2 separate regions of the Homo sapiens genome follow, and region 2 is linked to region 1. A link is a contact called in ENCODE Hi-C or POLR2A ChIA-PET data. All regions are on one chromosome and are shown on one strand. Each heading gives the region's core, a stretch centred on a gene start or an enhancer-like site at or near the end of the contact. The rest is flanking DNA. Distances are from core to core; before and after follow the strand shown. Region 1 overlaps WWTR1 (WW domain containing transcription regulator 1). Region 2 overlaps ANKUB1 (ankyrin repeat and ubiquitin domain containing 1).

The links. Hi-C counts contacts between places; a loop is a spot of excess contacts on that map. ChIA-PET counts read pairs that join two places held with the same protein, here RNA polymerase II (POLR2A). Pooled maps may share reads with other maps.
Region 2: a map with no recorded cell type shows a loop between it and region 1 (5-fold over the local background). The contact joins two enhancer-like sites. A Hi-C loop is called at or near these places in 1 of 37 single-sample maps with no recorded cell type and 1 of 50 pooled maps. POLR2A ChIA-PET finds 5 or more read pairs at or near these places in 2 of 52 experiments (A549 and activated CD4-positive, alpha-beta T cell).

What each region holds. Positions count from the first base shown.
Region 1 is chr3:149,607,920-149,613,829 of GRCh38, reverse strand. All of the region lies in intron 2 of WWTR1 (WW domain containing transcription regulator 1), which reads left to right. Among named protein-coding and RNA genes, the nearest start is that of WWTR1-IT1, 41 kb to the left of the region's middle. Within about 2 kb of position 3,174, at least 8 of the 41 ENCODE cell types and tissues checked have a DNase peak (open chromatin) inside an H3K27ac peak, as active enhancers do.
Region 2 is chr3:149,779,707-149,785,615 of GRCh38, reverse strand. ANKUB1 (ankyrin repeat and ubiquitin domain containing 1) reads left to right here. Exons shown (of 6, transcript NM_001144960.3): 3 at 5,161-5,377. Among named protein-coding and RNA genes, the nearest start is that of ANKUB1, 9.9 kb to the left of the region's middle. Within about 2 kb of position 4,280, at least 3 of the 41 ENCODE cell types and tissues checked have a DNase peak (open chromatin) inside an H3K27ac peak, as active enhancers do.

The DNA.
Region 1 (5,910 bases), core at 1,925-4,424:
TCACACCACTAATACCAGCACTTTGAAAGGTGGAGGCAGGCAGGTCGCTTGAGTCCAAGATTTCGAGACCAGCCTGGGCAACAGTGAGACCTCATTTCTACAAAAAATTAAAAAATTAGCTGGGTATGGTGGTATGTGCCTGTAGTTTCAACTATTTGGGAGGCTGAGGTGGGAGGATCACTTGAACTCAGGGAGGGTCGAGGCTGCAGTGAGCCAAGATTGTGCCAGTGCACTCCACCCTGGGCAACAGAGTGAGACCCTGCCAAAAATAAAAATAAAAAAGTAACAAAAGAATATAAGTTAGTAAATCAAAGAAGAGATGCCGGGAGTGGAGATTGGCTGTATTGAGATGAGTATGTCAGGGGCAGATAGATAATGTTTCTGAACCAGCAAGCTTTTACCCTTCATCTTGCTGCTTGTCTTTAACCCTTTCCTTGGTCCCTGGGTCTTGCCTCTGCATTCTCATTACTGATGGTAGGGAGTGGTACTCATCTTCATGACATAATCTCATTAGGCCAAGAGAGAGGATAATTGGCCATAGTTCCTAGGCCAGTCCCCTAAGCTGTGTTAGGCTTTCATATATGATTCTGTCTGGTCCTGTGCCTTTACATTTCCTGGTCTTGCCTTCTGAGACTGCCCAGGTTTTAAGAGGTGGGTGTTGGGAAAGGCTAGGAGATGGTGGATGCTGGAAGACAAAACACTAGCAGAGTGTAGTCTCTCCCCTTATGATCCTGAAAGTATAAAAAGCCATCTCTGCTCTGCTGCCAGCCTACCCACCTGCACTTTGGAAGAAGAGCTGTTGGATATTTCAGAATGGTTTTCAGACTGGCATTGGAACCGTGTTCTAAAGTTAACGATGATGGAAATAATTTAGTTGTAGAGGACTCTAGACAGGCTTGTGTAAAGCAAGCAGGTAAAGGAATAAAACATTAAAAATTGTGTAGGAAGAGATGTTTTGAGGTATCAGTGTAGGTGGATTGTGAGTGGAGTGACATGGGGAGGGAGTTAAGAGGAGACGATGTTCATGGTTAAAGAAACCATTTATACAGACGTGACGAGTGCAGGAATTCTGATCTCTCATATGACAAATGCTGAGAATAACTCCTATTTTCCATGCTAATTGCTAATTTACTCATCACATTGAATATCCTGCTGGTGGAAAAATTCAGTGTTGCAGCCTCATATCCTCCTGCATAGGAAGTACTCAGTGACCCAAGATGTTAGAGTCTCTTTTATGGCACTTCCCTGAAAAGAAAATATTATTACTTAATTGGCAGGCAACAGGGGCTTTTAAGGGACTCATCCGAACACCACCTGTTTACTTACAAGTACAAAGGACAGGAAAATTAATTACAAATGATACCTTTCTCTTAAGGGTTCTAGGTTTCCAGTGCAAAATAATGATGATCCAACTGCCAAAGTATATACTGGTAGGTGGAGTTTTTTTTTTTTTCTTTTCCCCTCCTATAATGGATTAAGTTAATCTGTGAGAACGTTTACCCAATGCCCATTGTAACAAAATTATGTGAATTGACCAGATTTCATTAAGTATAAAATGAATGTACCTCGAACTTGGTCTTTGATGTGGATTTTGAGCTACTATCAGGCCACAGTTCAGGTATAGCAAGGATATGCCCCAAAAAAGCATTCCTGTTTGATTATTTGGTGTTTGATTATCAGAATTTCTGGTCTAGAATACAGTCCAGGTGGTAACCTTTCCAATATGAGTGTCTTCCTAAGGTGGGTCATGAGATGGGTTGGAGAATCCAGGGTTCTAAGCCAGTCTCTTGCCCCTGACGCCATATGGGACATGAGGTGAGTTGCCCAGTTTTTATCATTTGTCAAGTAGGAATAGTAATGTCTGATGTGATTGAGGATTAAATGTAAGTCTAGGCAATAATGTAAATAGAAGTGTTTTTGAAATTAAACTGACATGCAAACTTTTGATTGATCACAGTAATCAATCAGTGAACAAACATATTTGTGAGCTATGGAATTAGCCATAAATGTGAAGGAAGCTAGAGAAAAGGGGAATGACATTTCCAGTAAGCTAGCAAACACTCTGGAGCTATGTTATTAACTGTTAAACCATGTAGTCTGGGTAGGTATCATTAGCCACTTTGCCACAACTCCCCACCTCATATCCTGTACCCCATTCAAATTCAGTCCTTTCATTGCTCAGACTCATCTCGCCTTGGCCATTCTGCCCCTCACAATATGATTTTCCCATTTCTGCCTTTTGAAACGTTGAGTAATCAAAACTTAGATCAAATGTCAGTTCTTTCATATAGTCTTCTCTGATTACTCCAGTTGGATTGATCCCTCTCTGGCCTATGTCAGGGATAGGCAAACTTTCTGAAAGAGTCCAGATTGTTTTTTGGCTTTGCCAGACACATGGTCTCTGTTGCTTCCACTCAACTGTGCCATTGTAATGTGAAAGCATCTGTAGACAATACATAGATAAGTGAGTGTGGCCATATTCCAATAAAACTTTATTCACAGAAACAAGCTGCCAGCTAGACTTGGCCTGCAGGCTGTAGTTAGCTGACCCCTGGCATGGGTCATTGTCTTGCTACGCAGCTTTCTTGGTTCTGCGTACATTTTGCCTTAACCTGCATGTTAGTGGCCTTCTTTTTAAAAAAAAAGTTTTTAAAAACTTTTACTATTATTCTTATTTTTAAAGATGAGGTCTTGCTGTCACCCAGGCTGGAGCAGTGGTGCAATCATAGCTTACTGCAGCCTTGAATTCCTGGGGTCAATCTATCTTCCCACCTCAGCCTCCTGAGTAGCTGGGATCACAGGCATATGAACCACCATGCCCAGCTAATTTAAAAAAAATTTTTTTTTTTTGTACAGATGGGGTCTTGGTTCACTGCCCAAGCTGGTCTCAAACTCCTGACTTCAAGCGATCCTCCCACCTTGGCCTCCCAAAGTGTTGGGATTACAGGTGTGAGCCACTGTGCCTGGACAGTAAGGCTTCTTATGAACAGCAGTGTCCAGGCTGTTTTCTTCTTTTGAGTCCCCCGGATGTTGTATAAATAGGAGAGTGTTCAGTTGATGTTTGACAAATGAGTGAACAGTGAATGAATGGTGGCTGCTTTCAGAAGTTGGCAACCCTGCTGTCCTTCTGGATGGCTGAGCTCTTCCAGCCTTCTGGCGTCCTGCCTCCTTTCCCTGGCCTGCCCTGCTAGAAAGAGAGGAGAGAAGGCATCTTTTCTCTGTCTTCCTCAGCCACCCTTCCACTTCTTTGAGCAACTACTATTTACAACTCAAAGAATTCTTTATTTATACTGTGTGAGAGACTGTTTACCCGTGTTGAACTAACATTAGGTTTCTTTAAATCTGCTATTAAAACGAAGAGTGGCCATTTGTAACTTTAGGAGCATAAGAGCTGGGTTCATGATGTAAGTGAACAGAGACACCCTTAAAGTTATTTCCCAAGGCCCTGGGAATGCGATTTTCTTAGTTTATTTGTTACAAGGGAGTGTTTTGTACATTGGTAGAGGAAAATACTATGAAACAAAATCAAACAAAAACATCATTACATTTTAAAATCATTTTGCAACACTGAGCAGGTATGAATTTGGTACTTTGCTTGTAATTGGAAAACTGGAAAGTTGAAAATTTAAGTATGGATATTATGATTTTCAATTTTTAGAAGATGTATAGTATATAATGGCAGTTTGCATTTGATGTTAGAAAGAATAGCATCTCAAGGGAAAACAAAAATGCTTTCCGTTCCAGAAAATGTTAAACATTCCTTTTTTTCTTAGGATAAACTCACTACTAGCTACTTTTCTTCTGCCTGAGCCCTTCATTGTAAAAGTGAATTAATGTTGTCCTCTGAATTCTGTTGGGGAAAATGACACAGAACCCCTGTGAATGAAGAATTGCTTTTAATTTCACTGGACGTGAGGCAGAGGAGGACCTTGGAAAAGGAAGGTTATTATTTCCTCTGTGGAAACGTTTATCTTCGTTTTCTGGGTGACTGGTAAAAACAATAGTTTGCTGTGGAGTTTCAGTAATCAAAGAAGAGGAAATAGCATGTGAGTGACTGCAAGTTGGTGGGGACAACCCTGGCTCTTTTGAAGGTGAAACTTACTAAAGCCACATTAGCTATCTCCTAGTGCAAAGGTCGAGAAACATTTTCTGTAAAGGGCTAGAGGTAAATAGTTTAGACTTCATGGGCCATAAAGTCCCTGTTGTAAATTTTCAGCTCTGCTGTTGTGGTATGAGAGCAGCCATAGACAGTTTTAGAAACAAATGAGAGTAGCTGTGTTCCAATACAACTGTATTTATGGACACAAAAATTTGAATTTTCATATGTCACAAAATAGTATTATTTTAATTTGTTACAATTATTTAAAAATGTAAAAACCATTCTTAGATTCCCTGTTGTACAAAAACAGGTAGTGGGTAGGATTTGGGTGCAGGGCATAGTTTGCTGACCCTATCCTGGTGAACTAGCGCAATAATTTCTTAGGTGGGGAGGTGTAGTGGATAACACATTACACATTCTGTACCTTTTAGTAGGTAATCCGATTATGATTAGCTAACCCAAACTTGTGAAGAAAATTTCCTGGTGGAGTTGGATGGCTTTGAGGAGTCCAGTGTTCTTGTCCCTGCCCTGTTAGTGTAAAGCTGAATGGCACTTTGGACCTTGGCTGCCCATCTGGTACATGATGAAGTTGGACTAGATGACTTCTAGGGCTTCGTGTAGAGCTTAACATTTTATTTTAATTAATTAATTAGGTTTTTTTTGAGACAAGGTCTCACTTTGCTACCCAGGCAGGAGGGCAATGGTGTGATCAGGGCTCACTGCTACCTCTACCTCCAAGGCTCCAGCAATCTTCCCACCTCAGCCTCCTGAGTGGCTGGGACTACAGGCACATGCCACCACAGCTCACTAATTTTTGTATTATTTCTATTTTTTTTCTTTTGTAAAGACAGGGTTTTGCCATGTTGCCCAGGCTGGTCTCAAACTCCTGGGCTCAAGCAGTCCTCCTGCTTTGGCCTCCCAAAGTGCTGAGATTATAGCGCGTGAGCCACTTGACTGATCTTAACGTTTTAGACCCTTTATCACTTGTGTTTTGGTTCTTCTTCTGATAATTATTGCAATTTACCTTTTAAAAAATTATTTAGGCCTGGCGTGGTGACTCACACCTGTAATCCTAGCACTTTGGGAGGCCAAGGCAGGCGGACCACTTGAGGTCAGGAGTTCGAAACCAGCCTGGCCAGTATGGTGAAACCCCCATCTCTACTAAAAATACAAAAAAATTAGCCAGGCGTGGTGGCACATGCCTGTAGTCCTAGCTACTTGGGAGGCTGAGGCAGGAAAATGGCTTGAACCCAGGAGATGGAGGTTGCAGTGAGCCAAGATCATGCCACTGCACTCCATCCTGGGTGACAGAGCAAGACTCCATCTCAAAAAAAAAAAAAAATTTAGATATTTGTTGAGAAACTAATATGTGCTAACTGTGCAGGCTCTGGTGATGGTGGTTGTGTGTGTGTGCACATTTGTGTGTGTGCATGTGTGTGAAACAGATGGTAGGGTAGTTACAATACAAAAATGTACATATTAGTATTCTAAATAAATTTTTTTTCTATTTTGTGCAGTCTTTCTTGAAGTTATAAAAACAATATAATGGGCAATTAGGCATTTACACTATTTTTATTAAAAATAATAAATGTATATGAATAATTATACTCAGAATTCAACAATATCAGATATTGATTTTTGCAGTTACTTTAGTTATTCATTTATTTATTCATTCATGTAACAAATAGTTCTTGAGTACCTACCATGTACTTCAAGGCACTGGCTTAGGCCTTGAAGACTAAACTATTTGCCCTCACGAAACTTGCATTCTAATGGAATCTCCTGTTGAAGATGCTAGGTAGATGGTTTTA
Region 2 (5,909 bases), core at 3,031-5,530, 170 kb before region 1:
TACTATGCTGCCATAAAAAAGGATGAGTTCATGTCCTTTGTAGGGACATGGATGAAGCTGGAAACCATCATTCTCAGCAAACTATGGCAAGGATAGAAAACCAAACACCACATGTTCTCACTCATAGGTAGGAACTGAACAATGAGAACACTTGGACACAGGGTGGGGAACATCACACACTGCGGCCTGTCGTGGGGTTGGGGGAAGGGGGAAGGACAGCATTAGGAGATATACCTAATGTAAATGACGAGTTAATGGGTGCAGCACACCAACATGGCACATGTATACATATGTAACAAACCTGCACGTTGTGCACATGTACCCTAGAACTTAAAATGTAATAAATAATAATAATAATAATAAAGAACATTGTATTAACTTTTCCTTCTTTGGAAAAGAACTCTTACGGAAGCCATAATCAATATTTTCTATGGTATATACCTCCAATTTCTATTAATACAGGAGCCAGTCCTGACGATTTATTGCTGATGGTGTTGCGGTTCACTGTGTTCCTATAAACCATAGCATGAGGCACTGCAAAAGTGTATGTTTTTGTACAACATGCAGAGGCACTATCACTTTTGCCCCCTTCATTTTAACCTGTGTTATCATGGAAACGATTGCTTAAGTTTTGTCCACTGTTTTCACCCAGTGCTTAGAATAGTACTAGATAAGATATATAGTAGGCTGTACATAAATAGGTATTAAATAAATGAATTGATAAAGGTTTGAGAGGTAAAGTATGGAAATTAACAAGATGGTATATGATTGTCTGCAATTCATAGCAAGGTACTGAGATGCATTTCAGGGATCCATTCTCTCCCTTACTGTGGCATATCCCATTTTTCTCTACTCTTAGGGCAAAGCACTCCCCAGTATTCTTGGCTTTTCCCCTGACCAACATCATGGTTCTTAGTTGGAAGCAGCAGAAACAAAGTCTAGATAATTTAAGCAGAAAATAAGTATTGAAAAGCTATTGAGTAGTTTTCGGAAGATTGGAGAATCAGTCTTAGAGATTATGCAGCCAGAAACAACATCTAAAGCACGCCCCAGAACTAATCTGGGAAGGTCACCACTACAGGCAACACTGAGCCCTCAAAACAGGCACTGGACATGCTGCCAGCCCTGCTGCCAGGCCGGCAACTTCAGAAATGCCATTGCCTAGAGACTTTCCTGTGTCTGTTGCTTCTCTGCCTTATTGGCTCGTAATTCAAAGTTGGGGTGGATAGGTAGGTCTGATTGGGAGCACCCTGTCACATGTCCATGCTCTACTGCAAAGGGGGCAACTATCCAGCAGGTTGTGCTTTTCAGAGCGTGAAATGGGCTCAGCCTCCCTAGGACTCCTTCTGGTTTCCCTGCCTCCTTCTATAACCAGACTTGTACCAACCAAGTGCTGGGGTCAAAACATAGTTAATCCCTCCTGACATCCCTGGAATGTTGTGAAAAGTTGTTTTATGCTGAGAGATTGAGTTAACTGTAGTACCATTGAGTAGATGTTTATCAGATAAGTTAGAGAAGTTTGTACTATCTTGACAAGTCTAAATTTGATTCAAAATGATAAACATTTTAGCTTTCGAGAGGTACTGTTAATGTATAAACACCAAAATCCAATATATGTGGTTTTACATTTATGCATTTTTATACACAAAAACATGTATAAACATGTTTCTTTAAAATTTACACATGAAAGCATGTTTCTTAAAAATGGCCCTCTTTTCTAAGATGAGTCATAACAAAAGGTATGAAAAGAATCTGGTGAAGAAAGGTGTTCCAATTCAGTGTCCAAGACTCCATGGATAATCTCTCCAGAATGACTACCACACAAGAGGAGAAGTTTATGGAGACATCTCACTGGAATTCATTTGGTTCAACAAAAACAAATATTACTTCCCCTTTTGTTCACTCTGGAATAGTTCAGCAAGCTTCTGCTTACTTAGTGCTGTAACTCCAAAACAGCAAAATATAAAAAAGCAGAACTTGAGAAAAAATACAGCAGTACATTCAAAACTTTCATTAACTTGTTTTCTTTCAGTCAGTTCTGTTTAGCTTTTCCTTTCTTATTGTTAAAGTACATGTATGAATTTACAGTAAGTTTGCATTTGTTTTTTGAAGGTAAGCATGGAATTATTCTCATGAGATAGAACGTATTTGTTTTTATTGAAAAGTAAGATACTTTGTGTATATCTCTTGGGTTGGTTTGTTTGCATCTCAGTTTGTTTATAAAGGAAAAAGTCTAATTTTGTACATGTCCAACAATGATTTGTGTGTGGTATTATTATTTAATAGCGTCTGACTTCGTTGGTTGTGACTGACCAGCCTTCTGTGATTCAGAATACTTGGGGAGGAGTATCATATAGACAGAGAGGTAGAGATGCCTTCTCTTATGTGGATAAGGTGGATTAGCAAGTTGCTATTAATTGGCATCTACCTACTCCCTCGTCATACAACCAAATTAGAAAATATCGACAACTAATGTGCCTCACTAGAACTCAAAATGGGTTTTCCCATAAAAACAAGGTTTATACAAAGGTGAGTATGTAGAGTTAAAAAGTGCAATGAGAACTATTATCCAGATACATTATTGATTAAAAAGGCCTGGGATGTCATTCAACATTTATTATTTATTTATGTGATAAAAAGTTCCTGAGCGCTTAAAAAAAAAATGAACAGACTCAGTAGGTGTTAATTTTCTTGAGACTTAAGAACCTGGCTTCATTAATAATTAGTAATATTTTCTTCCTTGCACTTTTTATTTTCATCTAAAGATTGTCAGATCAGCTGGGCACAGAAGCTCACTCCTGTAATCCCAATACTTTGGGAGGCTGAGGTGGATGGATTGCTTGAGGCCAGGGGGTCCAGACCAGCCTGGACAACATAGCTAGGCCCTGTCTCTACAAATAAGAATTTAAAATGTAGCTGGGTTTGGTGGTGAGTGCCTGTACTTGGGAGGCTGAGGTGGGAGGATTGCTTGAGTCTAGGAGTTTGAGGTTACTGTGAGCTCTGATAGTGCCACTGTACTTCAGCCTGGGCAACAGAGTGAGACCCTATCTCAAAAAAATTGCCAGATATTTTGCAGTTCTCCCTTATTACTTGTTCCAGAGTCAGTTATATGTATACTAAGTTATACATGCTTATCTTTATAGATATAAGTATACGATTATTCATATTCTGAGAAGCTTCTTTTTAACTTATCTAACCTCACACACCTAGTTAACTTAAGAGTGACTTGAGAGCTGGGAATGGAGGAGAATTCTTTCCCCAGCTACTCAGGAGGTGGGAGACTGCTTGAGCCCAGAAGTTCAAGACCAGCCTGGGCAACATAGTGAGCCCTAGACTCTAAAAAAAAATTTTTTTTTTAAAGAGTGACTTGGGACTCTGTTATTTTGTTTGCATGTTATTCTATTTGGATTTATTTTGTCATTTGTTTGCATTTAATTTGTTATTTGCATTTAATTCTAAATATAAATTAGGAATTTTTAAAGAAATAAAAAAGAGCTATTACATAAAATATAATTTTTCTCTCTTTCCCACTATCTTTTTATTCAGTTTTCATAGGAATTTCTGCCTGCCCGTAAATATTATCTACATTAGCTTGAACAGATACTTCCCTTATGGAACCATAGGAAAGCACGGCGTGGCAAAAGTGAAAGAGTCAATCCTATGTCCTTTAAATTTGTATTGCATGTGTTTATGAGAAACTATCATGAAAAATTGTTCTAAGCACTTTAGGCTCAGTGGGCAGCTCAGCTTGCTGATCTGGCTTCATGCACAGCCACAGAGGGACTGAAACTGTTCCTAATCACTTCAGTCACTGAAATGGGCCCTAGATCAAAGTACTGCAGCCTTAAATTTCATCAGTAACATCACTCCTCAAAGGCTTTTTGAAAAAGGTCTGCATGTTGACCATATTACTGCAATGTGTTATGTGGGAGAGGAGCATTTAATTTATTATAAGTCTGCAGGACTGGGGGGGCCCTGGAGGAACCAGAGAGGGATTCTGATGGAAGAAATAGAGGAAGGAAACAAAGGAGGGGCAAGACAGCATTGACAGGTTGGAGCCCCCTGAAGAACCTGAAGGCCAGATACCAGGTTCTGAGAGAGTCCCGCATTCATGGGCATTCCGTGATGGTGCCATGCACTGACATCTGCCAACCCAACAACAGGCCGTTGCAGAAAAATATTATTGTCCTGAATCTGCTAAAGAGGAAGTAAAGTCAGTTTCATTTTTCATGAGAAAAGTGGAAATGATAATAATCTTTTCCTCCCCACTTGCTTCCCATTTTTCCTATTCGCTGTATTTTGAGTTTTGGTTTGGCTTGTTTAAACTGTTGTTAACAGAAGTATTAATATTTTCCTCAAACTTTCCATCTTAACTCTGCTTTGGATATCTCAATTCTACTTGCTTTCCTACTTAGATTACAAAATGAAAGAAACAAAAGAAACTTTTCTAAACCTATGTTTGGTATTTCCCTTTTTAAACAGTAAAAGTAGGCCAGGTGCAGTGGCTCGCGCCTGTAATCCCAACACTATGGGAGGCCAAGGTAGGAAGATCGCTTGAGCCCAGGAGTTTGAGACCAGCCTGGGCATCATAGTGAGACAAAAAAAAAAAAAAAAGGAAGACAGACAAGAAAGATAAATAATAAAAGTAAATATATTTGGCTTTTAAAAAAGTCAAACCATACGGACAATGAAAAGCACAAAATGATAAGCAAACACTCCCTCCCACTCTCAACTCAGTTCCACTTGCCAGGAATAACCTCTCAGAAAAAAAATAATAATAATTGACTGAAGATTTCAAATCCACAGTATTCCAAATTAAAGTACTGCACAACAGAGGAATGTTTTCTAAACTAACACCTCCATAAGCACAGGATGGATATAAATTATCAACACTCTTATGTATCTGGGTCTGTAGACTAAGAAGTCAAAGGGTCTCAAAGCCTTGCCAAGTCTTTTTCACTTCACTCAAACAGGGGGACCTGTTAATATCTCAGGACATAAGAGCTAGACTCAGACCAGAAGGCAGAGAACTCAACTGACTATTGCTTTCACATTAACACCCATGTCGTGGAGCTAGAGGTGCTCAAAGCTACCCTCTGAAATGCTTGGCCCTCATCTGAACCTCCAGACAATAAGTTCCCTCCTTTTCTTTCCCTTTAGGAAGAAGACAAGCCTACTCTATACGTGTTCAATGCTGTAACTCAAGACACAATGCCAGTAATGGAGAGCATTTCCCTTCTTGATAAAACAGTGTCTGATCTGAGAACACTGGTAACTCTGAGATGTGGCCTCCCCGTGAGTGTCTACTGTCTCCGAACCCCAAGGGGCCTGGAGATGTATGATTGCAACACCCTCAAGGACTACCAGACTGATATTGGTACTGCCCAGTATATTTGATATCAGCTACCATTTGGCACTAGGGTCCTTTGATACCAGATTTTGCAGCTTTTCAAGAGAAAATAGAAATCTAGATTTTCATATACAATCTGTTAACTTTATTTACATATTCACTTTAAAACAGTTAACACATTTACATAGTTTAAATATCAGAAGTGAAAAGGATGTGTAGTGGTAAGTTGCCCTCCCTCTCCTGGCCTTACAAGCACTTAGTTCCCTCCTCACAGGCAACCATTATTGTTTTGAAGATTTACAATCAAAACCATTTCCAAATTAAATCTGAACAAATGGAGGCATTATTTCTAAATGGAAACCTCTGTAAGTTCAGTATGGATATGAATTATCAACATTTCATTCTTGGGTCTGGGTCTACAGACTAAGAAATAAGGAGGGTCTCATAGCCCTGTCAAGTCTTGTTCTCAAAGCAGATTCATTAATATCCTCAGGGTGGAAGAGCAAAACTCAGGCCACTTCATCTCTTCTCTTTCAAAATGTACTTCAAGCATGTATAA